2 separate regions of the Mus musculus genome follow, and region 2 is linked to region 1. A link is a loop called in an ENCODE intact Hi-C map of the cell type or tissue named here. Cell type or tissue: left cerebral cortex. All regions are shown on one strand. Links, peaks and the distances in the headings refer to the core of each region. The heading gives the core; the rest is flanking DNA. Region 1 overlaps Lrmda (leucine rich melanocyte differentiation associated). Region 2 overlaps Kcnma1 (potassium large conductance calcium-activated channel, subfamily M, alpha member 1).

Region 1 (16,497 bases), core at 7,694-10,193:
TTTTTGTGTTAGACTTTTGGGTGTTTGCAACATTAAATAGATACTTTTATACTCTGATGTGATCTCTTTGAAAGTGGAGCTTTCTGATTGGGTATAACAATTACAGTCTTTAAAAAGCAAAGGGAGGGGACTGTTTTCCATTTGAAGGTATTCATCCATGCCTTGTGTTCGAATCACTTCAACACAGGGCACATTACTTCCCCATGGAAAAAGCATCATCTGACGAATGACAGCCTTTGCGTGTAAACAGAAAAAGATGGATATTGGGAATAGATGTGGAAATGTGGATCCTCTATAATGGAACAGGAGACAGTAAAGCCATCTTGTAGTTAGAATAGAAAAGCTCTGTTGTAGCCCAGCAGTCATTGGACATGCTCAAGTTAGATGTAAAAGTCTAAAAGGAAGAAAATAAACCCATCATGATAACATGGCATCAGGGTTAGAGCAAGCTGTAAAATATAGACCACAAATTCTTAGGAAAGAAAGGCTCCAAGCAGTTATGAATTAGTTGGATATGAGGTATGTATTGAGTTGCTATGTAATGTGATAACAAAAATAAATGTAAATTCATTTTGGAGTCCAGAGAAAAGTTAGGAAATAACCTATTCACATGGATCAACAACAGGAATCTTATAAGATCCTTTCTCTTCCCTTCCCCCTCTTATGAGGATTTGATAACTTAAAGTCTGACAAGGCAGTAGGTAGACATTTTAGTAGAATCAATCGTTGTCACTGTTTTCTCTTAATTAAATTATAGTACATTGTAGAGAAGCTGTTTCCATTATTGTCATAATCTTAAGAAATAACTCTTCCTATGTGATGAATGTCAGAGTGCTATTTTTTCCAAGAAAGAGATCTCATTAAGTTAAATAATAGCGTTAATACTATACCTACATGTTAAATTCGTTTTTATCAGACTTTAAGTTGAACCAAAAGTAGTACTTTTAAGTTGTAACATAGTAAATGTAATCCTTGTATATTGAATAAATAATATATATTCATTCTTCCCTATTTTGATACTCCATGCCTGGAATAATCTACAAGCTGCTGTTGAGCTCAGCAGTAGCATGTTGCTCCTTTCATTACAAGTACTGAACTCAAAAATTAGCATATAAAGAAAATTATCCTCAAAAGTATCCAAATCAATTCCTATTTTTAAAGATATTTATTTTCCTTTATATGTATGTGTGTATGCCTGCATGAGTTTATGTATATCACATGTGGGGGCCAGAAGAGGACATTAGGTCCCTTAACACAGAGTGACTGTGAGACTGTAGACTTCAGAAATTGCTGGCTACATTTAATAATTGATGTGACAAGAAATATTTCCTAGGATGTTCTGCATGTTAATTTTGGTTACCCAAAAATGAACTTAAACATTGTCCATATTGTCCATGACTTAATTTTCACTCCAAGGACAAAAAGGTATTCAAAACTATTATTGTCATCCTTCCCTTATGTAGATGTTTTCATCTGTTTGCTTAACTATCTTCATTTTCATGGTATCTTTGTCCAGGTATTCATCTACCTCTGAACTAAATGAATTTGTAAAGACTCACAAGACTATAAAGATTTCTCTCTCATCTTTCTGCATAAACATTGTCTTTTCTTTTAATTTTATCTGCACCTTAGGATGGTAGGTTTTGTGGGTTGTTAGACAGAAGCTAGAACCAGTCATCAGTGGCCCAGGGTACCATCATACATGTGTCCCCTGGCACCTCTAAGACATCTCCACACTGCTTCATTATTCCAGGTGGAGAAACTTATTGAGTATCTCCTGTGGCACCACCCAATGATATCAAATGTGACTTCATTTTGCAGAGAAATAGTCCTCCATCTTTGGATTAGTGGAAATTTGTCTTTTCTTCTCTCATTCTTCTCAGTATCTAACTCTCCCTTATCCACTAAGATTCCACATCTGGACTATTTCCATGCTCTTCTTTCAGATAATCCTATTTAACAAGAGTCATACCAACCTTGTTCCAACACATTTCCATGGCACATACTCCTTACTAGAAATGACCCCACTTTCCTAGCTTAGCCTCTTGTCTTGCATTGGTTTATCTCTGGGTCGTATCCTGCGCTCCTTCAGAAGAGAATTCACACAGTGTAATAAGTTAATGTTTACAAACATTCACACAATTAGTTACTACTCCACCATAGAGTAACTAAGGGGAATTGATGTTATTATTACCTAATGGAGCACCAAAAATACTGTGGAATTTCAGATAATCCTATAGAAAGGCAATGAGTTTAGAGAGGTGGCTTTGTTGAGATGTTCTTCAAATATTGAAAGATGATGCCATTGGAAAGGTGGTTCAGTGGGAATAGAGACGTGCCTGCCACAAGCATGACAACCTGAGTTCATCTCCAGGACCCATGTGGTGGGAGGAGAGAACTGATTCCAGGAAATGATCCTCTGTCTTCCGTTCAGCAACAGTGGCATGCAGCCCTCTGTGTGTGTGTGTGTGTGTGTGTGTGCGTGTGTGTGTGTGTGTGTGTGTGTGTGTGTGTGTATGTGTGCATGTGTGCATGCATGCACCTTTGCATGCACACACTAAATAAAAATACAATTAAAAATGTAAAAACTGAACACAGTGATAGAAGCAACAGAAGTAACACAGGGTATTGTGCCACAATCAATGACCTGCTTGTCATACAAACAAGTGACTAGCATGCTTTGTCTTTTTCTGATTTTTTTCCCCTCTCTTAGGGTAGATTATAATACTTTACCCACACAAATTAGAGACACCAGAGTTAACTAATGGTAACATTCTTCTTCAGTGAAGGTGGTTTCTTGGAAACAAAACTGGAATAAGCAAGTAGTGAAGGTCACATCGGATGAACTGCACCAGATGGGCAACAAGCAAGAGTCACAGTGAGCCCTGTAGCATTTCCCCTGGGCATCAGGCAGTGACACATATCTGACATAGGTTGCCCTTGGAAGTAGCACGTTGTGGGTCTTGTTGAGGTTATGACAGAAAGAGCCACATAGATTGTTTGTATTCTACATATTAACTAAGAAAGCTATTTCTTAGAAAGAGCATGAAAAATGGTTCCCTTTGAAGTGGTAAAGATATAGCTTTGTAAGAAACACACACACACACACACACACACACCACACTTTCATTTACTCTGTAGTTTGCTTTCTTTTATTCCTTAGTACACATGAGTATGTGAAAACCTACAACACGGAGACATGCAGCCTGATTTAGTGATCATCTTTTGTAATGTGCTTCTATTTAAAGCAACAAACAGATGGAGGGTTTATGAGCAGGGCTGGTAAAGGTAAGAGCAAATGATTGCTATAGCACTTTTAATAGGATTTCCCACAATCTAAAGCAGTACTCCCCGAGGAACAAATTGTTCTATAAAATTTTGTTAGTTAGGAAAAAAGTAATCTCCCGGACTTTGCTGAAGCAACAGGGAGCTCCAGCATTCCATGAATCTCCAAGTTCTCTGCACTCAGACCAGTGTCCTGGGAAGGGGAAATCAGGTTGTCTGGGAATGCTCCCCAAAGAACAAGCTGTGTGGAGCCCAGCAAAAGGAAGACAAACAGGTGCAAAGGGGAGGATGAGGCATGTCTGGGTTTCAGATGAATTTACTGCCTTGTAATTTCCTACTTTGCAAACATGGTTTGGGAAATTCCTACAGATTTTAGATAAACAAGGCTCAGGGCTTTCTCCCCTGCCAATTCAGATGAGAGTCCAGTTCTAGAAAGGCAGATCTTGCTCAACAAACAACAGAATTGTACACAACCCAATGTTAATTCATTACTATCATCCCTACTTAGGATAAGCAAAACTCACTTTAATTCCACCACGAAGATGAATATACTGCCAGGATGGCCTTTACGCAAGTTATAATTAAAGCTAATCTTAATTGAAGTTATTACACCATTCTGGAAGAAAACAAACAGCCCAAAGAGAGGGAAAGAGTGTGGTCAATAACTCACTCCAATTTTTTTTCTTTTTTGCCTCCAAAGCTCACATTGAGGGAGACATTCCTCCCCGTGATACAAATGGTTCTGACATTAAGAAAAGTAAACAAGTAAGAAAAATAAAGATGGAAAAATTCTGTGGTCAGTTCACAAGTGCTTTTTTATTGTTTGAGGCAGGGTTAAAGCCTTTTATGAAGACAGGGATATATGTGCTGTTAGATTGGCTGTGACATCAGACTAGTCTCACTGCCCTTGCACAGAGCCTTGCTTCTCATAATATGCAATGGACCGAAGGTTCTAATGCCTCTAAACAAAGAGGCAAGGTGGGACCTGATGATGTGAATGCAAACCATTAGCTCTCAGTGCTGTTGTATAGATCAAACAGGAGAAGGTACTCAACCGGGGTTATGAGTGGGTTGTATAATCTTTAGTTATTAATGGTCTCGGGGACTTTAGCATTAGCTGCTCCCAACATCTGATGAATGGAGGTTGTGAAATCTCCATGCAGGACTCCTGTCAGCCTGAATATGAGTTATTCCAAGACCCGGCTCACTCAGTATGGCAGAAGCTATGTAAACAGACTAGATCTGAGAAAGACGGTCCTTCTCCAGCAGCTCAGAGAGTCTGAGGACCCAATAACTGACTCTCCATTAGCAACTCTCTTGCTGTCTATAACTTGGAGGGATTCTTGGAGGATCTGCTATCTTAGCTAGGACACCCAGGGAAATGAACACACAGTATACTATTGAAGCATACCTTGACAGTATGTCAAGTGCAAGAAGACTTTCAGATGCCTTCTAGAGTGGCTTGACTGGGACAGTTGTAGACAAAATGGCAGCCCTCTGGCTAACATGGTTGTGCTTGCTTTCCTGTCAGTGCCAGCAAATGACCAAAGATAAAGAAAGATCTATTCATGTCTCATTAGCCATGGGTCTTCTGAGAGAAACAGAAAACCTTAAAGGTGTTTGTTTTATCAAACCTGTTTGGTCTGCTAGATAGTTTCTACAATCTCCCATTTGTTTTCTAATCTCCTGGCCCATCACCCCATCTTTCATCTCACTACATTTACATAGAATCCAAAGGACTTGGCAGCCTGTCCTTTTAGGGTAAATATGGCCATAGGCATTGCTGAACCTATATGGTAAAAGCCAAAGGAGAATCTCTGGTGTTGCTAAACCTTTGACAGGAAAGATGCCTAACCCTGGGTCTTCTTCAGGACAAGTGGATTTTGAACAACAACAACAACAACAACAACAACAACAACAACAACAACAACAACAAAATGCTTTTGTAGTCAGGGATTTGGGGAAATTCAGGAATTGTGCTATGAAGCTACATATCAATACATGACTTGCCTGAGAAGTTGTGTCCTTTGAAGGATTATGGATGGAAACACATTGCCAATGATAAAAGACAATGTTTATGGATTACCTGATATAATGCCTACTATGCAGACTGAAAGAATAAAGAGTATGTGCCCTTCTTCTGTACTGTTGGCTACTCCACTGAAAATAAGCCCAAGGCACAGTGATATCTGTGGACTTGACTTAGAAGGCAAGCCCAGGAGAGCCTCTATCACTATACCACAGCCAGTGAGCAAGCCTGAGGAGGCCCCAGGTGTGACCCCTGTTCCCCTGTGAGCAATGGAGAGACCAGGCAATCTGTCATGGTGTTCTGGCTGTCAGCCCCAGTGCTGTGCCGCTGCTGTCTGTCACCCTGGTGGATGAGACCTGCTTAAGGGCAATCATGTCAATCTCTCTGTGACCACTCAGTCTAAGGGAGGTGGATGATCGTGACAGGCCTGGCAAAGTAGGCACAAGGTACTGAAAAGCAGAAGTTATTGCGTGCTTAGAGAGACACAAGGCAGACTGTGATTTTTCTTGCTTTTCCACTTTATTGTCATGAAACAGGCTAAGGCGTGCAGAGTTTAGCTTCAGAGCTGATCATCTCGGATAAACCTGTTACCCTCTGAATTTCTTCCATAGTAAAAATAGCGACCTTTCCCGAGGACGCCTGTAAACAGAAAGGAAAATCATTACTGGTGGCACAATTCATATAGTTCAGAAAATCAGATGTTATTAAACAGGCATGCATCAGGATTGCTAATCTGATGGGAGGTAGATTAAGATGACAAAGACCGTACCTTCTTGTCCTTAGAGGTGACCTTGCAATGAAATGTGACTACCAAGTACAGAGTTCAAGAAATAACAGCTTTATGTGTGATTTCCTTACATAATTAGAACTTTTCTAATTTGACAAATTGTTCCCAAAATATAGCATGACCCCTCTCTCCCCAGATTTTCCTAGTTTAGGACTAAGAATAAAAATGTACGTTTAAAGCAGATGAACCCAGCCCAAGTGAAGTCCACAGGATAATCTTTGTAGAATGTGACTATCTTGAAGTCCTTTATTGGAAATCAATATTGTTGACTTCCAGAGAGAATTTTCCAAATCCTGGGGGGCTTCAAGCCCACACTGGGTGATTAAAGAAGAGAGGCTGTGCTGATTGAAGACCATATAGACAGTAAGTGCCACTACCTTTAGACCTTCCCACTGCTAGGCACCTCACTGAGGCTGAGGCAACTCATTTCTCATGTTAAAAAGCACTTGCTTTACATCTTCAACTTGACTTCTTCTATAACTTCTGGCTACTTATGAAACGTTCCTGTCCTTTGTGGTGGTTGTGGGATACTTCACTGTAAAACACAGCATTAAGAGAGGCACAGATGCTATAACTGCTATAACCAACTCATCCTTACATATCACAAATACCCACAACAACAGTTCTGTGCCTGGAGGTGCATGCCTGTAACCCTAGTATTTGGGGTAGAGTAGGAGGGTGAGTCTAACCTTGGCTTCATAGTGAGACTCTGATTTTAAAAAAAATCAAGAGCTAAGGAGGTGACTTGCCTAGAATGTGGAAGTGTCTAGATTTGATGCTCATCGCTACAGAACAAACATTCAGAAAACACTGTCTCTAGTGAAAACTCTTTATGATTATTAGAAAAAAAATAGTTCTCCCAAGAAAATATTTATAACTTCTGTTGGCCTTTTTACCATCTTTTTTTCTTTCCAGTTTTAGAAGAATTATCTTAAAATTCTCTTGCACAATGGGACTTAAATCTCTGCAGTGCATGAGAGACAAAGAAAGGAAATAGCCATAAAAAAACAAGTCCATGAGCCATACACCTGCCTGTGACAATCACCCCTTTTGCACATGATTATTTATTTTGTCAGTTTGGCAGTGTGATGGCAACACTCACCATTCTTTATTGATCTGGGATCAGCCATGTTCTCCACATGACATGTTAGTATTACAAACTTTTACACTTTGTGTGTGTGTGTGTGTGTGTGTGTGTGTGTGCGTGCACGCACAAGTGCGTGTGCGCATGTGTATTAGTTATGTGTATGTTGGGGGATGGGTCTGGGTGCATGTGTATTGGGTGTGTGTACATGTATGTGTCTATGGAGGCCACAGGTTGATATCAGTTAACTGTCTTCCTTTTCTTATAATTGTTTCTTATTGGCCTGGAGTACATGGAGTATGCTAAACTGGCTGGCTACCAAGCCCCCAGGCTCCTCCTGCCCAGCCCCATCTTTGAAAATACAGATGTACACATCTAGGGCACTGGGAATCAAACTCAGGCCCTCATGCTTGCACAATCTGCCTCTACGCTCCCTAAACTTTGTTCTTAAATAAGGATTAAAATAGTGTATAGAAACTTCTAGGGGTAGTGTAGATCTGCCCTGCTTTGGATAGTCAGAGGCAAACTTGAAGGTTATCCGGGTCCCAGGAGCTCTCTGAGTTGGAAGAGGGACAAGATGACAGCATTTGGGACCTGGCTCTTTCTCTTGCTGTGTTGCCATAGACAGCTTTATTGTGGGTTACTCTTGCTACTTGACTTGGCTTTCCTGCCCCTCCACGTCCCTAGGCCCCCGTTTCTGGTTTTTGGTATTGGTCTAGTGCCTGGAAATATTGAGCTTGTGTGAAACCTTACTCAGACCTTCCTTGTGACCCATTCTCTCAGCTATTAGCACAAAGCTGCTCCCTTTACTGTATTTTATAGTGCCTAGAGTTGTGCTAACAGCCTCATCAATGCCAGAACCCTGGTGGTCTAAGGGCTGGGCTGGTCACATTCTACCTCCCTTACTGGCTTGGCTGCATATGTCTCAGATGCATGGGAAACCCCACAAAAGACTGTCTTGAACCTGGCTGATTTGAGCAAACCCTCAAAAGATCTGGAGGGACCGTACAAAGGATGTTAATTTTTTTTCTATAGTACCAAGACAGCATGCATTTTTAAAAAGACAGGGATAGGGTTTGTCAGATATCATAAAGAACAGTCAGTCCTTCTCCCAAGCAAACTCTTGACAGGCAGTCATGTGTACACACACCATTGTCTGCCGTGGTTGCACTTCTTTCCATAAACTTGTCCACACATCTGGGCACTCTCTGTCTTTTCTTTCTATCCCTTTCCATGCTGAATTTCCATTCTAGATGCAAACAGATGGAAAGCAGTGTTCCTGGAACATGGGCCCGGGCTGCACTCTGAGCCATGCTCACACATCTCTGGTTGGCACTGATAAAAGTCCTTTTTAAGGCCTGCCCTATTTCTTTGGGCCTGGAAGCAAGTCTGTTTATAGACATCCTGGCGAGAAAGGGCTGTTTGATGAATGCAGGAGACCGCGGCTAGGTGTCAGCGCTTGGAAAATGAGGCAAGGACGTGAGTTATTAATATTGTCAATGATCTCTTGATGGGAAAACAGATACTGCACTCACTGTCAGATTTAAATAGACATTGAGTGCATTAATGACAAAAGGGCAGACTTCAAACAAAGGGGCTGTGTGCTGGGAAGCTGACTTGGTCTCTGGGCTGGCACTAACCTGATCTGAAAAGACACTGTCAGGACTGGAGACAGGCCCAGGATTGTGCATGGTGACAGAAAACAGAGATGCTGACAGAGATACCAGCGCCATATTATGCCAAGGACACTCGAGCACTGTCTGGGACTCTAACGCAGGCTGACATCACTTCCTAACATGCAAGTTTTTTTCTTCTGTTCCTGAAGTACCAGCATGTTTCTTCTATACATCATTCCAAAACTTGCCATGCCCGTGAAGCTCCTGGCAGCCTTGGTCTGTAGGAGCTGTGCGATCAGGGCCTACAGATAACCTAAATCAATCTCACCCTGGGTTGCCCAAGGGATGACACTTCTCCTTTGATAGCTGGGTGACTTAAGGTGATCAGAGGGCTAATGTGTCATTAAACTCTTTTTTTCCCTTTTTTTACAATTGAATATTTTCTTTATTTACATTTCAAATGGTATCCCCTTTCCTGGTCCCCACCCCCTCAGAAACCACCTATCCTATCCCACCCACCCACCCACTCCTACCTGCCTGTCCTTGCATTCCCCTACACTCAGGCATTGAACCTTCACAGGACCAAGGGTCTCTCTTCCCATTGATGGTTGACAAGGTCATCCTCAGCTACATATGCAACTGGAGCTATGGGTTCCTCCATGTATACTCTTTGGTTGGTGGTTTAGATCCTGGGAGCTCTGGGGTGTCTGGTTGGTTGATATTGTTCTTTCTGTGGGGTTGCAAATCCCTTCAGCTCCTTCAGTTCTTTCTCTAACTCCTCCATTGGGGACCCCATGCTCAGTCCAATGGTTGGCTGTGAGCATCTACCTCTGTACTTGTCAGGATCTGGCAGAGCCTCTCAGGAGACAGCTCTATCAGGCTCCTTTCAGAAAGCACTTCTTGGCATCCACAATAGTGACTAGGTTTGGTGACTGTATATGGAATGGATCCCCAGATGGGCAGTCTCTGGATGGCCTTTTCTTCAGTCTCTACTCCACACTTCGTCTCCATATTAGGGGTGGCCTGGCAACCCCAAATAAAACCTAGCTGGCTCTTGCTAGTCTGTGGATGAGGGTGCTCAGGCTAGAGACATCCAGATGATTAAATTAAGCTAGCCTTGCCCCTCACACATTCTTTGTGGGAGCCCACAGTAGGGAGGTTACGACTCAAAATATTTGACTTTTGTAGCTTAAAAACACAAAACAAACAAACAAAAAAACCAAGACATTAAGAAGGGTACATACCCATGTGTGGCCAGAGGACTTTTATTTATTAAGGAAGTCATTTATGAAGTCAGTTTTGATCGTATGAGTAGCTCCTGTCCCCATTTCTGTCTTCCTCAACTAGAATAACTGCCCGAATGTCCGAGGCTGTGAAACGCTGCAGTAGCAGCCATTTGTTTGCACTTTGATTTTCCCAGGGAGGTTCTCTGAGGCTGGAATTTGGGATGTGGTGGTGAGTCAGTAGGCCATAGCCTCTGACACATCTGCAACAGATTCTGTTTGTATCTCCTCAGACTCTATGGTTGCAGAAACGGAGGGAGGCAACATATTTAGTGGCATGCAGAGTGTTTTTAATTAAAACACAAGGCTTTGGCCTTAGTGAGGCAGCCTGGCCATACATCAGGCCAATGTGCAGATGTCGGTGCGGGGGTTTCTTTGGGGGGCTCTGAAAAACGACAGTGTGCTGTCCCCTGGGGAATCCTCTCCTGCCAGATGAAACTCCTATTTTTTCTTAAGTAGCCAGTTTTTCCCATCACCATAAGCTCTTAAAGCTATAATTATGAAAAAAAAATAATGTGTGGGGGAAAAATCGGTTTTAAAGAGGTCCTTTATCTTTTCAATGTTCCCACCCTCCGCACTGAGTATTCCGATTGTGCAGGCTTGCACTGCCTAGTGGGTGGGCATTGGACACTTCTCTTAGATGCCCACTGCAGTGACAGGGACCATTCTGGAGACATAGCTGAGGTGGGGGCGGGGCACAGTGATCCTTGCTATCCAGAAAAGGGGGTCCTGACATACCTCTCTCCAAGTCCAGTACAGATTCCATCCTGGCTTCTCATTCCTATCATCTGTCCCTCATGTCTTTTGGCTATGTACATTGGCCCCTTACCCTCCCTGTCTTCCCCACCTGTAGATGAACACAAAGATAACCATGGTAGGTCCTTTTGAATTGTGAAATATGCAACATGGTATTTTAAAATATTATTTTTATGAAGTGGGGGCATTGGGTCCTTATTTCCTATGGCAGAGGTATGGTCAATGTGACCAATTATACTGTTAGGTCTTAAAATACATGTACTCATATCCCAATAATATAGCACCAATCATAGGACTGTGTGTGAGTCTGAACTCTCCGTGGAAAGCATGCCTACTGATGTGTCAGCAGCTCAGAGTTCATACTCCTGGCTGGGAGTGCTGACCACCAACAGTCCTGCATCTCACTAGCTTTGACATAATTCCGCATCTAGAGAGCCTAACTACCCCATCAGCGCGTCTGAGTGTGCTTCTGATGCAGATCAAACCACTAATTTGTAAAATGGAAAAATTAAGTCTTAACCTTCTTGATACTTGTGGTAATCACCATGTTAAATGTTCTTGTCATGAACATGAGTTTAATGCCATGCTGACAAGGAGGCTATGATCTAACAATGATCTATCTGACCACATGAAGCTTACTAAACAGTGGCAAAGATGGCAGAACCGAGATCTCTAATCTCTCAAAAGAAAAGTTGGAGGCAGAGTCATTCGGCCTTAGCAGAAAATGATGGCATGTCCTGAAGAGGAAGAGAAGCCCAGTAACTGAGAAAGAAAATGTAGCAGTAGAGTCCCTCTGGGCCAATGTGGAAGTTTCTAGAACAAGATAACCATGGGATACTATGTAAATCTATATCCTTCCTCCTCCACTTCCAATACCCAGTCCTAACAGGGTGTGGTACAGATGAGGTTAGGCAATGGCAATCTGCTAAATACATTTAAGAATTTACACATACATATTCATACACATACATGAACATATACCTCTGCATAAACATTTTAAACAGATCCTTTCAAATTTGGAAATTTTGGTTCTGTACCCTTTTATCTTTTTTTTTTAAAGATTTATTTATTTATTATATGTAAGTACACTGTAGCTGTCTTCAGACACACTAGAAGAGGGCATCAGATCTTGTTACAGATGGTTGTGAGCCACCATGTGGTTGCTGGGATTTGAACTCCGTACCTTTGCAAGAGCAGTCGGGTACTCTTACCCACTGAGCCATCTCACCAGCCCTGTACCCTTTTATCTTAAACCTCTGATATGACCTTCTTACATTTCAAACATTAAAAAAAGTAGGCAGCTTAAATCTCTGCCTTAATAAAGGAGAGGCAGGGTGGGAAGGGCTAGGGTTTCTGTTCTTCAATGCCGATGGCATTTTCATTCTCAATACCTTCCCCTCAAGACTACAGCAAAAGGAAAGTGAATGCTCTCTGACTCTCAGAGATGTAAACGGCATGGACCAGAAGGAACGCTCCCATTCCCCATGGGCCTGGGCTTTTGTTGCATAAGAGTCAAATGGTACCTAGGAAAGGAAGAAACGCCTGCAGTTTACAGTTGACCTTACAGTTTACCTCGACCTCAGCCACATGACATGTTACTGGCTCCCCTGAGGATCTAAGAGGTAGTTAGCAGGGCTGACAGGCATATAGGACCTGCACACAGTTCAGTATAAGCAAGGCAAAGTGACAGGAAGAGAGATTAAAAAAAAAAAAAAACTAGGGGAAAGGATCCTTGGTAGCAGTTTTTTTCTAGAAGAAAGTTCATGCCTTTCCTTCATGCCTAGACATACTGTCTTCCACTGGCCTCTGAATCCCAGCTTAGAATTCAAACAAGCTTTCTACTTGATCCAGGGGACAGACAAAAAGGAATGGGTGACCCTTCCCTCCTTCCCAAACTAGTAGGCTAAGACTTGAGGCAGATATCTGGGTTTGTAGTCAGCATTTTCAGTTGAAGATGTGTGGGTACCACGGCTGCAAGGACACTTGCTGGCTCTCCTTCCCATGTCTGGGGAGGATGCACTGGACATTGTCCTTGCTTTTGGCTACCCACCTCCACACACGCCATCCAGTATTATACAAATGAGAAGCACCAGGGGATGCTTATTCTAGACTCTGCCACTGTGTTGGGGTGGTCACTGAATGCTGCCATCTTCGCCTGCAGGATATTTTTGGCTTCTGGCTTACATGTGCTAACATGTGTAAACTTGCCTGGTAATTTTCCTTTGAGAAGGTGCCAGTTATGCACAGTTCTGTTTTGACAGTTTAACTCCTTACTTGCTTCTTAAATACCAAGTCAAATATTTTCTGTTCTTAATATTCTCCTTTCTACTTTCAGAAGAGTATGACTTCATTCCCATGTAATATTCCTCTACCGGCTTTTGCAAACTATGAATATAGTCCAGTGACGTCTTATCTTTTCTGCCATCATTTAGTGGTAAGAGCCCCATTTCCCAGAGTAAATTTGTGTGTTGTTGAATTACAGCAGGAGAGGTTGAGCTGTCTGGGAAAGTTTGGTCACATTTTACCATGTTTATCTCTGGCTGATTTCATTTTATTTTTTTCATTATTTCTACCAAGGTTAATCCCACCCTATGAATTCGAGATCTTGGGATGTAAATCGCGGGTCAGTGTTTTTATCTATGACAAATCATATTAGATTCAAGGTTCCATTGATGCCAGTTCTTCCTCGGGCTGATTATTTCTACTGGCAATGCTTATCATAAATTAAAGGACAGCTTTTATTTGTTTCTTAGCACCTGGAGCCCAATGTGGACATTCTAGATGTAAAACAAGATTCAAGTTATGGGGTTATGACAGGATGCTTTCTGTAAACACAGTGAACACAGAGTCAGATCTCACAATATGGCCATTAATTCAAAGGTTAGGATGCAGACAAAGAGCCTCTCAGATTAAACTTAGAGAAATGTGTGCTTGGCCTCAGTGCTCAAACACTGAGATGGCCTGAAGGGTGGTTCATAACTATCCCTTGAGAGTCTAGATTGTGAAGCCTGCTCAGCCGGATGCTGGGCCATGTCAGGCCTCACCCTGTATCTGAAGGAAGCACAACACCAGGGGGAAAGGCTCTAACTGTAGTGAGGTGACTGTGACGGGCAAGCATCCTTGCCTCCAGACCAGGGAGGCTGGACAACTCAGGGTGAGAGTGAGCAGACAGGTTGACATGTCATAAAGCAGAGTCTGTAGGAAATATGCTCTGGGCTCCCAGGGCAGTTGAAATGAGGCTTGTCATCTTAGGAGGAAAAGGAGTTAGGAAAGGGAGGACAGGAGGACACACACACACACACACACACAAACACACACTTTTTCTACATAGCAAGACCAGTTTTCCCTTTGTGTATGCAAGTTTTAGACATCCTTGTCCATTGATCAGACGCCCAGGCACCATCCCTGCTGTCTCTCCTTGAGCCCACGGATATCATGGCCAGGTGAAAGATACTCCAGACCTTCTGAACCATCACAGAACATGTATCCACTAAGAATCCTAGTTAGGAGAGCCACTGGGCCTTTGCTCACATGTCCTTTCCAATTTGTTTGCAATATGAGCAGGCCCTCTATGAAAGACCCTCGGAGCCAGCATCTATCTCTCACCTCCACTCACAGAATTTTGATCAGAATGAGATATGGTAGAAATAAGAGACCAAATCTACTTTCCTTGCTTGAACAAGTCCCCTCCCTCTTCAGAAATAAGTTTGTAAATCTTGCTGGGCCAAGCTTTGTTTGTTTACTTATTTGCCTTTGCATTGTCAGTTCTGTTCTGTCCCAAATAAAAAATGAGAGCAGAGAACACCCTTCTTCCTGATGTCCGAAAGAGCAGTTTACTTACGCCCAGCTGTTAGCATTACTTTGTCCTTCCCTGAACTCTTTAGTCAGACACATAATGCTAAGTTCTGCTTTTATAGCTTATTTTTCAGGTGTATTATTTATTTGTTCAGTCTTCTTCACAGGCACAAGGGCCTCCCGAGAACTTCAAAGATCACCACCAACAGGACACTGGCTCATCCTTTGCTGCTTCTTCACGGAGGGCAAAAGGAGCTGTAGAGTGGGCCAGCAAGAGGGGCATAATGGATGTGAGAAGGGCTAGATTCCAAGGTGCACGCTAAGATGGGATGCAAATCAAGTGTAGTTCATCAGGTGCCTTTCCAGCAGCTCCTGGATGGATCTCACCCTGGCTGTCATTCAAAATGGACAGTGCTCATGTGGGAAGACTTCATGTTTCTGTTTCAAGAGAACGAAGAAATCTTTCAGAAAGGAGACAGGGGCCAGAGGGTGTGTGTGAGGAAAGTACAGAGGGGAAGAAGGGGGAAAGAGAGGGAAAGGGAGAGAGAAGTAGAGGGGTGAAAGAAAAGTAGAGGGAGGAAGGAAGGGAGACAGAGACAGAGACACAATCACACCCCCTCCACCACTCCCAATATCTCTGTATTTATCCTTTCCACTTCATCTTTTGAAGTCAGAATCGTAGCCACTAGAGGGCAGCATGCAGTTAGGAAACAGCCACGGCTTTCTTTAAATAAATAAGGGCAACTATTCAGGGAAGGCCATTAAAGCCACACTGTGCTTGTGGTCACCAATTACACGTTCTGTAATGATCAATATGTCATGTTTACCCAATCTGAGCTGAAGGCTATCTGGGACTGAGGCTACCAAAGGCCCCCCTCTCTATGACACATTTAGGTTCCTTCTGCCTCCGTTTCAGGGGACTAGTCTTCCTTACCAGCCATGGTTAGTTTTAGCTCAGGGCTTTGGTTTTGGATTTGTTTTTTGTTTTTAAATACTACCTGCACAAATATAAAGAAGCATGCAAACCAATAAAAACAGATCCTCTCTTAGAAAAAGGAAACAAAAAGCACTTGTACCATGGGCACTCCCCCAAAGAAAAGTGACATCCATTGGCGTGGAGTTACCATTCTCTGGGAGCATATTTTAAGTTATTTTTATTTTTTGACTCAAGTGACCATTGGGTCAATACACAGAAATCATGGCTGCTGCTTTTTTAAAGGCAGGTTTTTCTTGCTTAAAACCCAATGAGTGTCTTCCGTCCCTTCTCAGAATATCTAGTCCAGAGTCATCACTCACACTGAGAACAGCAACCGAGTGACCTCCCATACTCTAAGAGACATTGGTATGTGCAGCTTCCACAGATATTAAGCCCAACCTGGTTTTAAAGTCCAGGAAATGGCATTCTAAACTAAAATCACATGGAATGAAAATAATTGAGAGGATTCAACCCAAGATGACAAAAACCAGTTACTTGGTTCTTCTCCCTCCACCCCAAGTAACACAGCGCAGAGTGCAGCAGAAGCCCTAGCAAGCAGGACAGGGCTCCTGCCCTCTTTCTAGGCATTCTCTCAATGTAACAGTCGTGTGACAAAGCAGCCACAAAGGAAAGGTGGGGCCCAGTTAATTAATTAGATTATTATCTCATGATTAAGTGGAAACTTTGAGTTCTCTCTCACCCATAAAAGCAACAGTCTCACTAGATTTGCCAGAGTGGCTGCAGTTGAGGGTTACCAGTGAGGATGACACAATCAGGAAGTAAGATGGGGGTGGGGGTGGGGGTGGGAGAAGTGAATGCTACTCAGAAACACAGCATCCTTCCTCTGCACAGACTTCAGAAGGGTTCAGACAGCAGATTCACACAC
Region 2 (16,497 bases), core at 8,135-10,634, 480 kb before region 1:
GGCCAAGCCTCAGAGCAGGTCAGGTGGACAAGGAAGAGACCAATACAGAGATAACTAAAGAACAGACTATAGAGATAACTTAGGGGCAGGCATGACACAACTTGATTTTGATTCATTTTGTATCACAAAGTTCATTAATCTCAGTGTGACCTGGTCCGTACTCACGACCGGCCAGGAAGAACACAACAAACCAGAATCTTCTGCGGCAAAACTTTATTGCTTACATCTTCAGGAGCCAGGAGCACAAGCCCCAAGCCCCAAAAACGAAAGCCCCCCGCTTACATCTTTAGGAGCCAGAGCGCCAGAGCGTCAGAGCGCCAGAGCGCAGAGCAAGAGAGAGAATGGCGGAAACCCCATCCCCTTTTAAGGAGAATTATTCTTTGCCTAGGACGCATCACTCCCTGATTGGCTGCAGCCCATGGCCGAGTTGACGTCACGGGAAAGGCAGAGTACATGCAGTGGTAAAATACCCTTGGCACATGCGCAGATTATTTGTTTACCACTTAGAACACAGGATGTCAGCGCCATCTTGTGACGGCGAATGTGGGGGCGGCTCCCAACATCTCCCCCTTTCCTTTTAATAAGAGCAATAGGCCACCCATATTAATGAGAGTGGAGATAGAGGTCAAATCCCCAGTGTGCAGGTAAAGGAGCCATGTACAGGATTAGCTCTTAGGCTCACAGGCTTTTACCCAGAGCAACCCTGACCGGCTCCCGTGTCATTTTGTCTGGAGAGAAGGACACTTGGACACTCAACCTTCTTGAAAGATGACATGTCTCCCTAGAATAGGCTCATATATGCCGCAGAGCCCTTCTACTGCAGTGCTTAGCCGTGCAACTCTCTCGGGCTGCTGAAGCACACTCACTCTATCCCGTGCAATGAGTCTAGCCTCGTGGTGTATAAGAGCTGAGTGGCCAGCAACCTATTGCTTAAGCATAGATATATCAGGGGAAGCACCATGTTCTAGAGCTGCAAGTGCCTGGGCAATAACCACCTTGTCTCTCCTAGTTTGGGCCTTAAGCTTACAGACCAACCAAAGAAGCAACACTAATCCACAGCAAAGTGTATCTCCAAATAATATCAATCCCACCCATTCTTTAAAGAAGGAAAATGCTGAGGAGATCCAATTGGGTAATCCTTTGGTCAGGGACAGGTCCAAGCGCGTGGAGTTGACCTGAAGTCTCAATTCCCGAAGGATCTGTTCAAATTCAGCCGTCCAATTCTGTAACATATACTGAAAAAGACTTTTTGACAAATTAGCTGCCCTAGTAAATTTCTCATACTGAATGGAAGTAACACACAATCCCGGAAACTTTTGTTCACATCCCAGCTGAGCTATTTGCCATAATACATCTAGTTGTTTCTGGACAAGATCTATGAGTTGATTAACCAGCATGAGACCACCCTGTATCTTGACATTAGCTGAGGCCTGTTTAACTATGACTGTAGTCACTGAGGCTGACAAAGTGTTAATGGTGTCAGTCGTCTGGACCTGTCCAGACAGAGCCAAGGCTGTCTGAATCAAGGCCAAACCCAGTTCCTAGTTAGTGGTAAAAAAGCAGGGGAATACTTGAGCATTATACATCACCGTCATTAGGAGTGGAAATGTCGACATTATCCCCCAACGCTGCTCTCTCTTTATTATTGACGCCCTGGACATCATCAAGACGAGGGACATCAGTATTCCCTTGGTCAGTCTGGATTTTTCGGGTGAGTCTTTCTGGTATCCAAAATGGGTTGTCTTCATTCTGTGGGAAAACACAGATAGCTCCCCTGGATCTTATCAAAATAGGATCCGGGCCATACCATTTATTATCAAGGACATTTTTCCATTTAACCATCTCATTGGGCCTATCTGGCTCTGAACAATGACGTTCAGCCGCAGTATGGCCATGAACATCAATATTTAAAAAATTGAGTGTAAAGAGTGCCATAGACACAGACACTCTTGGTACTCGGGGTAGAGTCTCCTCAATTCCCCTCTTCTGTTTTATAAGATAGGATTTGAGGGTGCGATGCGCACGCTCAACAATACCCTGTCCTTGAGGGTTGTATGGAAGTCCAGTCAGGTGGGTCACGTCCATCTGACGGCAGAACTGCTGGAATTTTTGAGATGTATAAGCTGGTCCATTATCAGTCTTAAGGAGTTTGGGTTTCCCCCAAGCACTCCATGCCTCAAGACAATGTTGAATCACATGTGAGGCTTTTTCTCCTGTTAAAGGTGTGGCAAACATTACACCAGAGCAGGTGTCAATAGAAACATGTAAATATTGATTTCTCCCAAAGGAGGAAATATGCGTGACATCCATTTGCCAGACCTGTAATGGCCTGATGCCACGAGGGTTTACCCCTACATGAGGAGTAGATAAAATTTGACAACAATCTAAAGGCATTATTAAGTAATCAGAATCACTTTCAGTAGAACCAATCCCTCTGGCAGCTCTAGGAATACCAGAGGAAGGAAAAACAGCCATGTAGGCTTGGCAAAATTATTAGTTGAGCTATTCTGTCCCTTTGTGATATAGAAAAGACAACTTGAGGACAAGAACAGAGAACCTGAAGTTCCCCTTTACAATCCTGATCTACAACTCCAGGGTGGACAATAAGACCTTGTAGGCTGCAAGAGCCTGCCTCTGTCATACTGGCCACAAAATCTGAGAAGGACTCCTGAGGTCCCTGGACGATCTTTGTTAATTGTCCAGTGGCTTCACCTGCTCGGGAGAGCGCCTTCCAGGCCCTAATAGCCTTTTCATCTGATTCAGAACTATTAAAAACTGGCTCCTTGAACTCACCTAGTGATGAGTATAGGCTCCTTCTCCTAGAAACCTCCGCTGATTGATCTTTTTTCTTTTCTTTTTCCTTCTCCTTCCTTCCAATCTCTCCCCAGGTATTCTTACCTGACCTAAACTTTTCCTCGGGTTCAAGACCCTTGGAAAGGCCTGTATACTTATTTTGTGTACCATATTTTCTCTTTGCTCCTACTCTCTCTCCCCGCTTTACTTCTGATAGATTGTCCTGAATTTCATCTAGAATTTTCAGCCCTGCCTTAACCACTTGATAACATGTGAAAAGGAACAAAAGGGCTCCTAACACTAGAGAAAGTTCAAGGCCAAACATACCTTGTAAAGCTATTTTCCACTTTACTTCTGATAGACTGTCTTGAATTTCGTTAGAAAGTTCAAGGCCAGGCATACCTTGTAAAGCTATTCCCCACTTTACTTCTGATAGACTGTCTTGACTTTCCTTAGAAAGTTCAAGACCAGACTTACCTTGTAAAGCTGTACTCACTGGTACTCCTGTTCCCCAGCTGAAAAGTTCTGAATTCACGCAGTTGAATCCTTCTCAACAGTCTGTGATGCGGGAACACTTTATTACCGCCGTTTCCCAGCTGAAGAGTTCTGAATTCACGCAGTTGAATCCTTCTCAACAGTCTGTTTTACGGGAACCTTCGTTACCATGACCCGCAGTTCTGGTTCCGTAATGAGGGATCTTCCTTGCGCCGGTGATGGTTAACTCCCGTCCCGAGTTTTCTTGTATTTTCTCGTCCCGGGTTTCTTCTTCCCGGCTTTTCTCGTCCCGGATTTTCTCGTCCCGGATTTTCTCGTCCCGGGTTCTCGTCCCGGATTTTCTCGTCCCGGATTTCGGCACCAACTCTTAAACGCGTTCTCACGACCGGCCAGGAAGAACACAACAAACCAGAATCTTCTGCGGCAAAACTTTATTGCTTACATCTTCAGGAGCCAGGAGCGCAAGCCCCAAGCCCCAAAAACGAAAGCCCCCCGCTTACATCTTTAGGAGCCAGAGCGCCAGAGCGTCAGAGCGCCAGAGCGCAGAGCAAGAGAGAGAATGGCGGAAACCCCATCCCCTTTTAAGGAGAATTATTCTTTGCCTAGGACGCATCACTCCCTGATTGGCTGCAGCCCATGGCCGAGTTGACGTCACGGGAAAGGCAGAGTACATGCAGTGGTAAAATACCCTTGGCACATGCGCAGATTATTTGTTTACCACTTAGAACACAGGATGTCAGCGCCATCTTGTGACGGCGAATGTGGGGGCGGCTCCCAACAGATTTTGATTCATTTTGTATCACAAAGTTCATTAATCTCAGTGTGACCTGGTCCAGTCAATGCTTTAAATTGGGACACTTCTTAGCTACCTAGCAAATGTTGCAAGGAAAAGATAAAAATGGCTGTTGGCTCCTGGCTGTGCCCTCAACCAGAAGCAAGGTAGCAGTCAGCAAGAGGGCAGAATTTGTGCTTTCTTGTGCAAAGTGGCTGGCATTTTCAAGGTTCACCAGGACATGTTCTATTTTCTGTAAGGGCAGAGATGAACCCTTGGCAGCTTTGGCTTTACTGATATAATTTTCGAAATCAGACTCTCTCCCAGCACCTAGGGGTCCTGGGAAAGGTCACTGATCAGTCAGACTATCGCTTGCCTATTGATGAATCACTCTGTCCACCCATATCAATGACTGGAGTTCAGTGTTAGTCAGACTGTGCCAAAATTCCTGAGAAAACAACATAAGCAAGGAAAATTATTTGAGCTCAGAGTTTCAGAGGTTTCTGACCCATGGTTGGCTAGCCTTGTTGCTCCTGCCTGGTGGCAAAGTGGAGTGTCCTGAGAAAGCAAAGTTGGTCACCTCATAGCTACCTAGAGAGAGGGAAAATAAGTAGAAAATGGGAGAAGACATCAGAGACAAGATGTAGCCACCAGGAATACATGGCTTCTAATATTTCTAACCTACTTCCTCCATCTAAGCCCCATTTCCTAAAGTTTTCAGACTCTCCCAAAATAGTATCACCAGGTGAGGAACAAGTCCTCTTAACCTATGAGCCCTTGGGAAACATGTCCTCCTGTGGTGGTTTGAATAAGAATGGATTCTAGAGGCTCATGTATTTGAATACTTGTTTCTAGTTTGGTAGAACTGTTTGGGAGGGATTGAGAGGTGGGGCCTTGTTGAAGGAGGTGTGTTACTTTGAAGTGTCAAAGGCCACACCAGTCCCTTCCCCTTGCCTAGTGATAAGGATGGATCCTCCCAGCTTTTGCTCTAGGGCCATACCTGCATATCTGCTGCCATGCTCCCAGACATAATGGCTATGGACTTGCCCCAATAAATGCTTTTTTTCTATCAATTGCTTTAGTCCTGGTATCTTATGATAGCAACAGAAAAGTAACTAAGACATATACCAAACCAGAACAGCCACGGAGAATTCATGTATGGGAATTCACAAGTTTCCATAAAAACACAGAAATGACACTTACAAAAAGAGGGGGCAGGTTTTCATGATCGGATCACAATCTCTCCTTCAAAGCAAGGAGCTAGACTCTGCATGGTCAGTGCCACTCTAACTACTGATAATTTCATGTTTGATTCAAGCCTTTGGGCTTGGCCAGGAAGGCTGCAGATAGCCATCTCCAATGACTCTTTTTGCCACAAATACTCAATGTCTTCTGCTGGCAACCCCTCCCTCCTTTGAAGCAGTCATCTTCCAGATGTCAAAGTCCACATCCCAGCGGACAGAGAACACCCATCATTGGGGTTAATCTTGCAGGTTTTCTACATAGCTTTCAGATATTAACTTGGTCATAGGGTTCAGCTTGGAAGTCCACTTCCTCGTGCGAACAATCTGTGATGTTGCTGATGTCATACAATTAATCAGATTTCCACAACAAACCTGGTCTGTCTCAGCAGTGGTGATTAAATGTTCTGCACTCAGCAAGAGCTCCCTTAAGCACCATTAATGTCCCAGTGACAATCATTTAGAGATTAATAATCACCATATTTAGGCCATTTCCCCAAAGCACCAAGAGACGTCAGTAGATTTAATATCTTGAAAAGACTCTGCATGGTTTTTGATGGTGCAGTGCTTTCGCAGGCCCTGAGGATCTGGGAGTCTGTAAGTGACTCAATTAGGTGTTGAATTCTCCCCTGGAAATAGAGAGCAGCACATGCCTCTCCTCTCTCTGCCATAGGCTACCTGCTCTCCCTACTACTTGCTTCTCTTCAATATCAGATCACGTCTTAGGGGGCTCGAAAGGGAGAGACAGGGGAATGGGCTGCTCTGCTTTGATTTTCCATTGAGAAATTTGCCTGGAGCAAGGTTTAGTGGTAACATAGCTGATGAGACAGGGTAAGCCTCAAACTTCTGTTTTTTCAGTTGGCAATTCCATTCTCTGTCAGAGAACTTCGCTTGATATGAGGTGAAGCACAGAGTGACTCATTGAGATGTCTGGAAAAGGCTTGAAGGTCAGGAGTTAGCACAAGCAGCCTTGTGCTTGGGAGTGCTAGCTTCATACCACAGCATCCAGAGCCCTGGAGCTAACCGTATCAGGTCACAAAGTGGGCGGATATGGCCAATTCGTATGTTCTCTGAGAACATTCTAGATGTGAGCCATTTCAATTGTGTCTAGGCAAGTGGCAGAGTGACTGGGTCCCAGAGGGAGTGACAGACTTTTGGCATATCTGCACTCAGGCTGTCAGCTTCCCTCCTTAAGATTCTGCTCCTCTCTTCATCTCTTTTGGGTTTGTTCTCTGGAGGTCTTCTCAAGGATTGTATCTGAGATGGATTAGAACTCTCTTCCACAAAGTTCCTGAAAACTCTGGCAGGCTTCTCTGTTGGCTGATGTTGATGTTGGCTGAATTCCACTGGATTATTTAGTAAAGGAAGTCCTTGGTGGACACCTTGGTCTCCCATGTCAGTAGCTGTGGGGAGATTGGTCGTTAGGAAGTGATGATGGGCAAACTACAGGGTAAGGGAAAAGAGGATCCCTGAGGCTTCCTATAGTGTGTTCCCAAGCTACTTAGATGAGGCCTGCCACTTGTAGCTGTGATTCCCAGGCAAGCTATCTACACCCCCTAATGCTCGGTTTCCTCAATAGTGAGTGACAGTGGTGTTCTCACCTACCACCTGCATTAGCAGAAAGAGTGAAGAGGGGGAGGACGCAAGCAAATACTTAGTACATCAAAAAGCCCCAGCAGTCCTCAGGGACCACAAATGGTGGGTGATCCTGGCGAGGACCAAGATGCCCAGGATGGACAGTCTGCTGTTTTGCTGGCATATGGTTTCCAACCCCGAGGATGTCATCCCACACACCTCAAAAGGCTAGTTTCACCCACAACTTTGGAAGTGTTTACTCATTCTTGTCCTGAACTGTCAGAATCAATGCCAGGCAAACCGGGAACTTGGATTCCTCTCTTCAGTTATATAAATACAAGCAGAGAAAGCTCCATTCCTCATGCTCCACCCAGGAAACATGATCGCAGCCTTTGTTAGGAGGCCTCCCTTACGAATTCCCCAGGCTGAGCAACAACAGCCTCCATCCTGCCCTTTTAGCGGTATGCTCAGGATCCAAAAGCTAGCAGCCATCAATGCCACTGACATGACACTGTGGCTGTGCAGTAATAGATCTGAAAGTGGCTGAAATGGCCACATTTCCATCTCCAACTGTGGGGCCTACTGAACTAAACTTGTCAGTTTCCCAGTTCCCCCAGATGATCTTGAAGGATCCTATGAGAAATTAGTCAGTATACATCAAACATCAGCATGATGGTGTGTGGGTGCACTGCGTACATACTGTGAAAGTCTCAGATGTCACCATTGTTAACCTTCTAAGCCATTAGAAAGTAGATAATATATTACCCAAGAGAAAGAAATAGGCAGAAAGAGGGCAGTGTTACCATAGATGGATTACCCAAAGAGAAGGATTAGCTTCTGCGGGGGTTGTGTCTTAGGGTTTCTGTTGCTGTGAAGAGATATTCTGACGGCAGTAACCCTTATAGAGGAAAACATTTAATTGGGGCTGCCTTAAAGTTCAGACGTTCAGTCCATTATCATCATGGTGGGAAGCATGGCAGCCTGCGGGCAGATGTGGTGCTGGTGAATGGGCTGAGAGTTGTACGTCTTGATCCACAGGCAGTAGAAGTGACTGTGTACCACACTGGGCATAGCTGGAGCATATGAGATCTCAAAGCTCACCCCTACAGCGGCACACTTTCTCCAACAAAACCACACCCACTTCAACAAGGCCACACCTCCTAATAGTGCTTCCTCTGGGCCAAGCATTCAAACACATGAATGTATGGGGGCCATACCTATTCAAAGCACCACAGGCTGCATAGGGCCGGGAATGGGAGAACAGGAGGTGGGAGACAGAGTTCTTTTCTGCAAGATGAACGTGATGGAAACACCATTAAATATAACTTCAGGACAACTGGCATTTAAATTGGGATTGTATGCTAGATCGCATTGCTGAATTCAGTTCGTTTTCTGATATACAGATGTGTCCAGATTCTACTGCATGGTGTCTGCTCTTCGGAGCAGAATGCCGCGGTGATTAGAGGTTGGGCGGTGATGTCCACAACACAATGGCTCAAACAAAACAAATACAACCAGAAAGAATTATCACACTGAAGAAAATAAGACATACTTGCAGAGATGATGAAGTCATGGGGAAATGTCAATTTAGGTGAAGGATACACAAATTTTATTTACTCTTCTCTCTGGTTTCTTTTTAATATATATTTGAAGGGTTTTGTTTTAGACAAGTTAAGTTTTAGCAACGTTTGAGGGGTTAATGTAGGGTCTGGCTGTGATTTTCCTACAGACTCTGTTGAGAGCCTCATTCCTGACCAATGTTTCTCCCCTGAGTCAAATTTCCTTATGATGACAGCAGCCTGCTTCTGCCCCAGAAGGGAGACTGTGACACCATCGGGCAGTTCCATACGGGTCTTCTCTCTGTAACTTTGGGACTCTTCTTGTCTCCTTTGTACAGTAACTCCATCAAGCTGGTGAATCTGCTCTCCATATTTATCAGCACGTGGCTGACTGCAGCTGGATTCATCCACTTGGTAAGTAGCTGGCATGGAGCAGGCCCTTGCTAGGCCGTTTTATTACTTAACATTTGTTTTCTTGGAAAGAGACAAGTTTAGCTGTACATACAGGAAAGTGGGACAAGCTACTCAATTTTCAGAATTCCCTACCCTTAACTTCCACCCCTCAAACTGGTTCCAAATAGTGAGTAATGTTCCTAGGACCAACCGACATCTTTCAGCTTCACCTGTATTGCTTCAGGGAGACTTGCCTAGTTTTTCACTCTGTATGCAATAACCTCAGAAGGCCACAAGATGGCAGTGCTTCCACAGCAAACGCCCAGGAAAAGTCTGGCACCTATACTGAAAGTTTGAACTTCAACAGCTCTTTGTAAACAACAAATGCAAATCCTGGGATCTGTCCCTACTTCTCTCGCACAAAAAAGCTGCTTTTGACTGTCTTGCTAGATGACTTCTCAAGTCGTTTCAAAACCCCCAAATGGTTTTGTTTTTGTTTTTTTGTTTTTAAAAACTAATGACTCTTTGAATGCTATTACCAAGTCAAACCTTTCCTACCTCCCCAAGGCAGAGTTCTCTAGCCTGCTTTCAGAGAGAATAGTTACTATGAAATGTACATTTCATCTGCACATAAACTGTTACAATCAGAAGAAGCCCCCACCAGACTATAAAACTTAGCATAAGTGACTTTGTTTCCATCTGCTAAACAAGATAATTGTGGATTTTGCAAGAGTCCTATACATATTTTAATTATGTGTATGCCTGTGTTTTACTGTAGGGATATGTGCACATGTGTGGATGTACCCCTGGAGGGAAGCAGAGGGCTTTAGGCTCTCTAGAAGTGAATGCTGGAAATTGAATTCCAGTCCTTCTGCAAGAACAATGGTTCCTAACCATTGAGCCACGTCTCCAGTCCCTGTGTAACTAGTCAACCTTCACCTTTTATCATTCAGTTCCTTCTGAAGCCAATTGCCAGTTCTGGGCTCAGGTTCCCCAAATCCTGCTGTAGCCCCCACTCTTTGCTCCCTGCTGGGCTTCAGCCAAGCTCACAGAACTGAGCATCTGCGCAGACCTCAGGAACTCTGCAGCACAAGCAGAAACTATTGGCTCAAGGGCCATTTTGAAGACGTCTGCAGCCATTTCTCTGATGGTGTGTGTGTGTGTGTGTGTGTGTGTGTGTGTGTGTGTGCATGTGTCTGCAGTTTCCAAGAGGTCACTTCTCTTGTTTCGGAGGAAATTTCCAAACCTCGGAGCTCAGAATTGCTGGTGGGCTCTGGTGAAGAAAGACAAGCAGTCCCAGAAGCAGAGATGATGCTTTGGATTCAGGCTGTAGATGTGTCCCAAAGATGTTGGGTCTGGTGTTCTTAGTTACACGAATGAAAGGAAAGTCTAGAGTCTCAGCAGGAATCCCCAAGGGACTGGCAGAAGGAAGCATCTAGCACCTGCCTTAAAGAGATGCTGTAAAGTGTATCAAGCATCAGCGATGCGTAGGAAAGCACACCAGCGCTGCTCCTCCTCATCCCTGTCCTGATACCCCCTGGGGTTTCTGGTGAATCATGCCTTAGTGACTAGCAATGAGAATCATCTATTCTGTACTGCGAATATGAAGCGTATGTAAAAAACAACTTTCAGGAGCTCTGGGCATCCTGGTTTGCATATACTGTACATATGAACATCTGATGGCTTTCTTTTCTCTCCCTCCCCCCTCCCTTGCTGTAGGTGGAGAATTCAGGGGACCCATGGGAAAATTTCCAAAACAACCAGGCACTTACGTACTGGGAATGTGTCTACTTACTCATGGTCACAATGTCTACAGTGGGTTATGGGGACGTTTATGCAAAAACCACACTTGGACGCCTCTTCATGGTCTTCTTCATCCTCGGGGGACTGGTAAAAAAAAGCCCTCTTTCTTATTGTATCTATTTTAATGATTATTAATATTTTCCAATGCCCACTTCCTTAGACATAGTATTTTTAATGTGTTTTGCACTGGAAGCAAGTAACTGCCTTAATGCAACCAGGAGAGCTAAATCCAAATACCATAGTGTCTTTGTTGCATATTTCTTTAGTGTTATGCTTATCCCTTAGAACCAGACATATTGTCCTCACTGGGGACAGCCATGTCACTAGGAGCAAACCTAATCGTTTTAAGGGAGGCATGCCATTAATAAATGAGAGTGTCCTTTAGTAATGGAATTCACTATCAGATATTGTAGCTGCTGTTGATTCTGGTAGATGCTGTCCAGACTCTGTAGATAGATGGCGGTTTCAAGAGCTCCCCTCCCCTTAATGTTCCTCCCCAAACTTCCAACAAACACTGTGGCTGGCACCTGCCCCTAAAGAGCAGGGTCCCTTCACTTAGGAAATGTCATTATAGTCAGGACATAACTGTGTCTAAAGCCCGCTCCATTTCTCTCCTTGGAACAAGTTTCACTGGTTCCTATGTAGCAAGAAATCACTGCATTCAATGTAATTCCAGGGAACAGTTGCTTCATTTTCTCTTTCAAAGTAGCTTATAGCGAAGTCTGATTTTTTTTTTTTCTGTGTATGAGGTAAGTGACTGAGATTCTAGTCCACACACAGCTGTGGCGCATGTGCACTGCACACACATTTATATGAAGTGATGCATACATTTCTCTCTGTTTTGTATGCATAGGACATATACATTTTGAAAAATGTATATAAATGTGTGTGTGGGTGGACATTAGCAGCATCCCTGCAGGGTCCCGTAGTTCAGGAGACCCCATTATCCAGCCACAGAACAGACTTTGTTGGGTAAAACATGGCAGCTCCGTGTCTCCTTGCTATCCATCCTTTCCTCTTGTGTGATTTCCAAAGTTGACCTCTTATGCTTTTTAGTCATTTTTAAATGAAAATGTTTATTTTTAAATCTTCTTTTTAGTGTTTAGTATCTTTAGCTACTCATAAAAAATTCTCCTTTGAGTGTTATGTGGAAGGACTTTTTGACAGAAATGTATACATGTGTGTGTAAGTGTGCATGCGTGTACATGCATGTGTACCTGTGTACACATATGTGTATGTATGTGCACATACGTGTGTGTCCATGCATGTGTGTATCCATGAGTGCCTGTCATGAATGTGTGTGTGTGTGTGTGTGTGTGTGTGAATACTTGGCATCATTCTACAAGATGTCAGCTCATTTACGCTTGTCTCCTTTATATTTTTCTTGACTGTGGTTTATTGTTTTCTACTGTCTAGGTCAACTCACGTATGTTTCATTCTGTGTGGTTTCAGGAGCTTTCCCCTTTGTTCTGTTATTGTTGTATAATCCAACACATGAATCCGCACCTTTGCAGGTCTAATCCTTTTGTGTTTTCAGATCTTAGTATCCCCCTTCTGAAAAGGTCACCCTTTCTTTGGCCTGTCTTTTTAGTCTCTCTCTGTCTCCCCTCTTCTCCTCAGGCCATGTTTGCCAGCTACGTCCCTGAAATCATAGAGTTAATAGGAAACCGCAAGAAATACGGGGGCTCCTATAGCGCGGTTAGTGGAAGAAAGTAAGTATGCCAAGAGGTTTTTGTGGCCTCCGCGGCGTAGGGGCCTCTCTGCATGCCATTTCTGTTTGGCTCTTGTTTCTTTGTCTCATGCATGTAGGCAATGTTTGCCCGCTACGTGCCCGAAATTGCTGCTCTCATCCTGAATCGGAATAAATTCGGCGGGACTTTTAACAAACATGGAGGCAGAAAGTAAGTCAGCTGCACCTGAGGACATGTGCTTGAGTGACTTGGAAAGTCCCTGGAGCAGTGGCATTGAATCAAGCCCTTCTCGCTATCCCCCCTTCCTGCTTTTTTTAATGAGGGAGGGTGTGCATTCTGCAGAAGACTGGTTTCAGAGCATGGGAGGTGATTGGACCATCTTGAGGTCTTGTGACCATTTACAGTGTCCAAGAGATAACAGTAAATATATTCAAAGGTGTCCATGTGCACCTGGAACCATATCTTCTGCTCTCATACCTTATCATATTCACCAAGCTCATTTCACGAGCTGGTGATATGATCAAATTCTGGTCTCTGCAACTGAGGTCTCATGACTTCCTGGTAGGTCTGGCATGCACACTAATGGGCTAGAACTCTTTTCCCACTGTCCTTTGTGTCAGGCACAGGCCAAGGCCTGGCCCATCCTCCCTACTGAAAATGCCAGTGGCTGCCAGGAGACCTTGCTGATAAAGGGTTTCATTACACAGTGGAAATGCCTCCTGGGCAGGAAGTATTGCAGTTAGGGTGTCAGGGTGCCACAGGCAATTAGAGATATGGATTTTTGTTTTATTTCTCAAATGTGAAGGTTTTCCTCTTGGGAACTATTCAAGTTTCTGCTCAGGTAACTTTTTCAGCATCAGTATCATCAGTACCAATATCATCAGCACCAGTATCAGAGCGTGAGTCCAGCAGGGACCAGAAGTCTTATTCTGATGTTCATGCTGGAACCTTGGTCTTCTGATCCTCTAGTAGGGCCATCTCAGTGGAGGAGCTAAGGCAGAAGGATGGGATGGTTGCAACTGTCTTCAAAGGTCACTAAGAACTTGCTCTGAAAGCTCTTGGGGGCCAATCCGCTTTGTTCTTAATTCAGGGTATGATGTGCATAGAATAAAATGGTCAAGCACGCTGTATACCCCTAGGAGGATGTGCACTGATAGACATACCAGGGACCGACATCTGCATCTCTATTAAAATGCAGAAAATGGGCCCTTTCATGCCAGTCCCCTGTCCCCTATCATGGAACTGTTTTATTTTCTTACTTATTCTAACTGACTGTCAAATTATTACCTTAGTTTGGTGTTTAAGAAAACTAGAGCCTGGCTTGTAGGGCCTTCTCCCATGGCTGCCTCTCTGTCATGACAGTTGGCCCTGCTGGATGAAGCCCAGGGAGCCTCACTCTGATTATTGAGTCCAACACATCCTGAGCTCAGGTGTCCAGTCCTCTGTTTAGAAAATGAGGAGGTGGAGAAAGGGCTCATTTCCTTGAACTACCCACAGGACAGCAGTTTCCTTTCATAGACACAAAGGACAGTGGGAAAAGAGGCCAGTTGGCACCTTCTCAGTAAGGCGGCATGTCTTTCCATCTCCCCCTGTAGGCCTTTCCCCTTCCTATTATCTTAACAACCCTGGATTAGGTTAGAACCAAGCTGTTCTGATGTCTGGGCCATCCATTGGTTCCAAAAGGCCAAATAAGCCCAAAGATTTTCCTCCGTCATTTATCTCAAGCCAAGAGGAAAACAGCTTCCTAATTCAGTGTGCCTTTAAGATATGGGCATCCCGAGAGTCCCAGGCCCTCATTATAGCTGTCTCAGCCCATTGGTCTCAGCCAGCATCTCCTTATCCCTGTCCCCCAATGAAGTCAATAAAATCAATTGCTTTGAAATCTAAGTTGAAAGTATTTCTTGACTCTAATTTCCAGGTGGGATTTTTTTTTTTTTTTTTTTTTTTTTTTTTTTTTTTTTTACAGAGTAGTGTTTGTGGCCCAATATGGGTGGGCTGTTGGCTGACAGATTTTGTTGATGGGTGGCCCAAAATGAGGATCTAAGACAAGCACTTGCTGGTCTGCCCTGGTCTGATCTGGTCAGGTTTAAAGTCTGGCATGTCCACCCAAAGCCCCACCTGCTGAGGACTTCAGATCATGGGCCCTCCTCCAGATTTGTTCTGGCTCTGAAATCTGTTATCACCACTTTTAGATTTTGAAATCTTCTCTCTGTCTCTCTGTCTCTCTGTCTCTGTCTCTCTGTCTCTGTCTCTCTCTCTCCTTCTCTCAACTCTGCCTCTCTTCTTCTCTCTCCCTCTCTCCCTCTCCCCCTCCTTCTCTCTCCCTCTCTCCTCTTCCTCCCTCCCTCTCTCTCTGCTCCACTCTCCTTTGTGAAAGTGCATTTTGCTTTTAATGTTCTCTTTTGGATCTCTAAAGTCCCCAGACCCTGCGGGATGTAGTGTACGTCCTGTCATCAACACCAGGACTGTGCTCATTACTTTATACATTGTTTCCTGGTTCAAAAGCTAATTACCAAGTAGTTTAAAGAAGCCCTTGGTCACTTAGATCTTTCATCAGAAAATATAAGCTTGGGAAAGGAGTGGTAATAAAGAGCCATTAGCACCCTTTGTTTGATGTTGGTTCTCCAGTCAGTAGAACAAGATTGATGAAATGTTATGTTTGGCCAAAATTTGAGTTTTCATTTGGAATTCAGTGTTGAGAGAATGGGCTGTCAGAATCAATAAGTTTCCTTTCGCTTGGGATATGGGCATGTGGTAGTAATTAGCAATATAAGGTCTTTACTTGAGCAACGAAGCATGGATTCTGGCAGCAAACATAATGAGAAACTACAGTTGTTCTATTCCGAACGTCAAAAAGTTTCCAGATAAAATTAAATGCATTTGCAAAAGGGAAGGGGCTTAACTTTGTTGAGAGCTGGAGTTGAGACTCTTAAAATAGCAGGCAGTACTTGGAGTTTTGGTGCATGCAAAAAAAATGCATGTACTGTCCTCATCCACACATGTATACACACTCCCCGCCAGGACTGAATTCAGCAAATACCTAGAAAACAACTTAAACATATACATAGTTGAGAGATTTTTTTTGGTATGTGCATATTTTACTCAGCAGTAACTACACATAACAATATATTAATTTGTCAGACAACCAAATGTAACGTATGATACACCAACTGCAGAGACACAAAAATGTGAAGTCCGAAGATCATTCAGGATGGAAAACCAGTGTAACAGAGCAATGTAAGGCTTGAAAGACACACCAGCCACATGCGGGTGTTGGAGAATATGGAGGTCCTCTTGGTGCTTCCTCGTAACTTTTAATCAGTGTGTTTAGCACAACAAAACCATTTCCTGTGGCATTTCCAAATCTTCCTCCCTGTCCACAGAAGTCAAGGCCTTCTTCACCCTTTTCATTGTGTCCTCTATCCCAGCAGTAGGAGCGGGTACCCATACATATACCGGCTGCTGTGTCACATATCTGGACAACTAAGAATAGAGACCAAAGTGTTATTTATTTATTTTTTTCCAGAGCTGAGGACCGAACCCAGGGCCTTGAGCTTGCTAGGCAAGCACTCTACCACTGAGCTAAATCTCCAACCCCTGAGACCGATGTGTTAACAAAGAGTTCAGTTAGAGACCAAGAAACTTATCAATGGATAATTTGGAAATATTGTGGGCAATTAGCCCCTTGTGCTGAGACCCTAAATCTTATTCAGCATAGTAGCTCTCCTAGAGCCCAGCTGGCCTCCCAAGGCCTTTGACTCTGCCTCCTTCCTTCGTGTACAATGAAAACTGCTCAGAGGTGGTGGAGGCATGGGGGAGACGGAGACTCCCATGGCCTTGGGGTTCTTGGTTTGCTGTCTTTTCCTTCCACAGCCTCTTACGGTTTCCCCAGAGGTTTCTTCTCTGAGTGTAATTCATTCTACTCCTGGTTAGTTTATGAGAACTGACAAGATCATGGTCCAAGGTCAGATGGCCAAGGGCCATGGAAAATAATTGGCCACAGAGAGGAATCCATCAGCTGTAACCCCCTGGATAGAGACAGCACAGCTGGGGAGCCATCCAGGCCTTATGTTTCCCATGATGTGGCTTCAATGGCCCCAAACTGAGGTAGTTCTGGCCCAGGTGTTTGGGACAGAGAGAAGAGTGTGGGTGTAGAGGGCTCCACAGATTTTTGG

Evidence for each region. A loop is a pair of places that touch in the nucleus more often than their neighbours do. Peaks named below come from ENCODE experiments on the same cell type or tissue, not always from the same donor. Only the 100,000 strongest peaks of a DNase experiment are listed, where the experiment ranks them.
Region 2: it touches region 1 in a loop (4-fold over the local background); 8 of 42 quality-filtered maps call a loop at or near these places.

Annotation. Positions count from the first base shown.
Region 1 is chr14:23,045,411-23,061,907 of GRCm38, reverse strand. It overlaps Lrmda (leucine rich melanocyte differentiation associated), which reads right to left. Exons shown (of 7, transcript NM_028275.1): 7 at 5,820-5,953. The coding sequence ends at 5,874. All of the region lies in intron 2 of Gm10248 (predicted gene 10248), which reads left to right. Among named protein-coding and RNA genes, the nearest start is that of Gm10248, 41 kb to the left of the region's middle. In left cerebral cortex, for the core only: no CTCF peak of the experiment used is centred there; DNase peaks (open chromatin) are centred at 8,523 and 8,800.
Region 2 is chr14:23,522,571-23,539,067 of GRCm38, reverse strand. It overlaps Kcnma1 (potassium large conductance calcium-activated channel, subfamily M, alpha member 1), which reads left to right. Exons shown (of 28, transcript NM_001253364.1): 7 at 8,774-8,849; 8 at 10,548-10,718; 9 at 12,252-12,343. It overlaps 5430425E15Rik (a long non-coding RNA gene), which reads right to left. Exons shown (of 4, transcript XR_003951125.1): 4 at 14,288-16,497. Among named protein-coding and RNA genes, the nearest start is that of 5430425E15Rik, 20 kb to the right of the region's middle. In left cerebral cortex, for the core only: a CTCF peak has its summit at 9,123 (motif pointing right); DNase peaks (open chromatin) are centred at 9,129 and 10,414.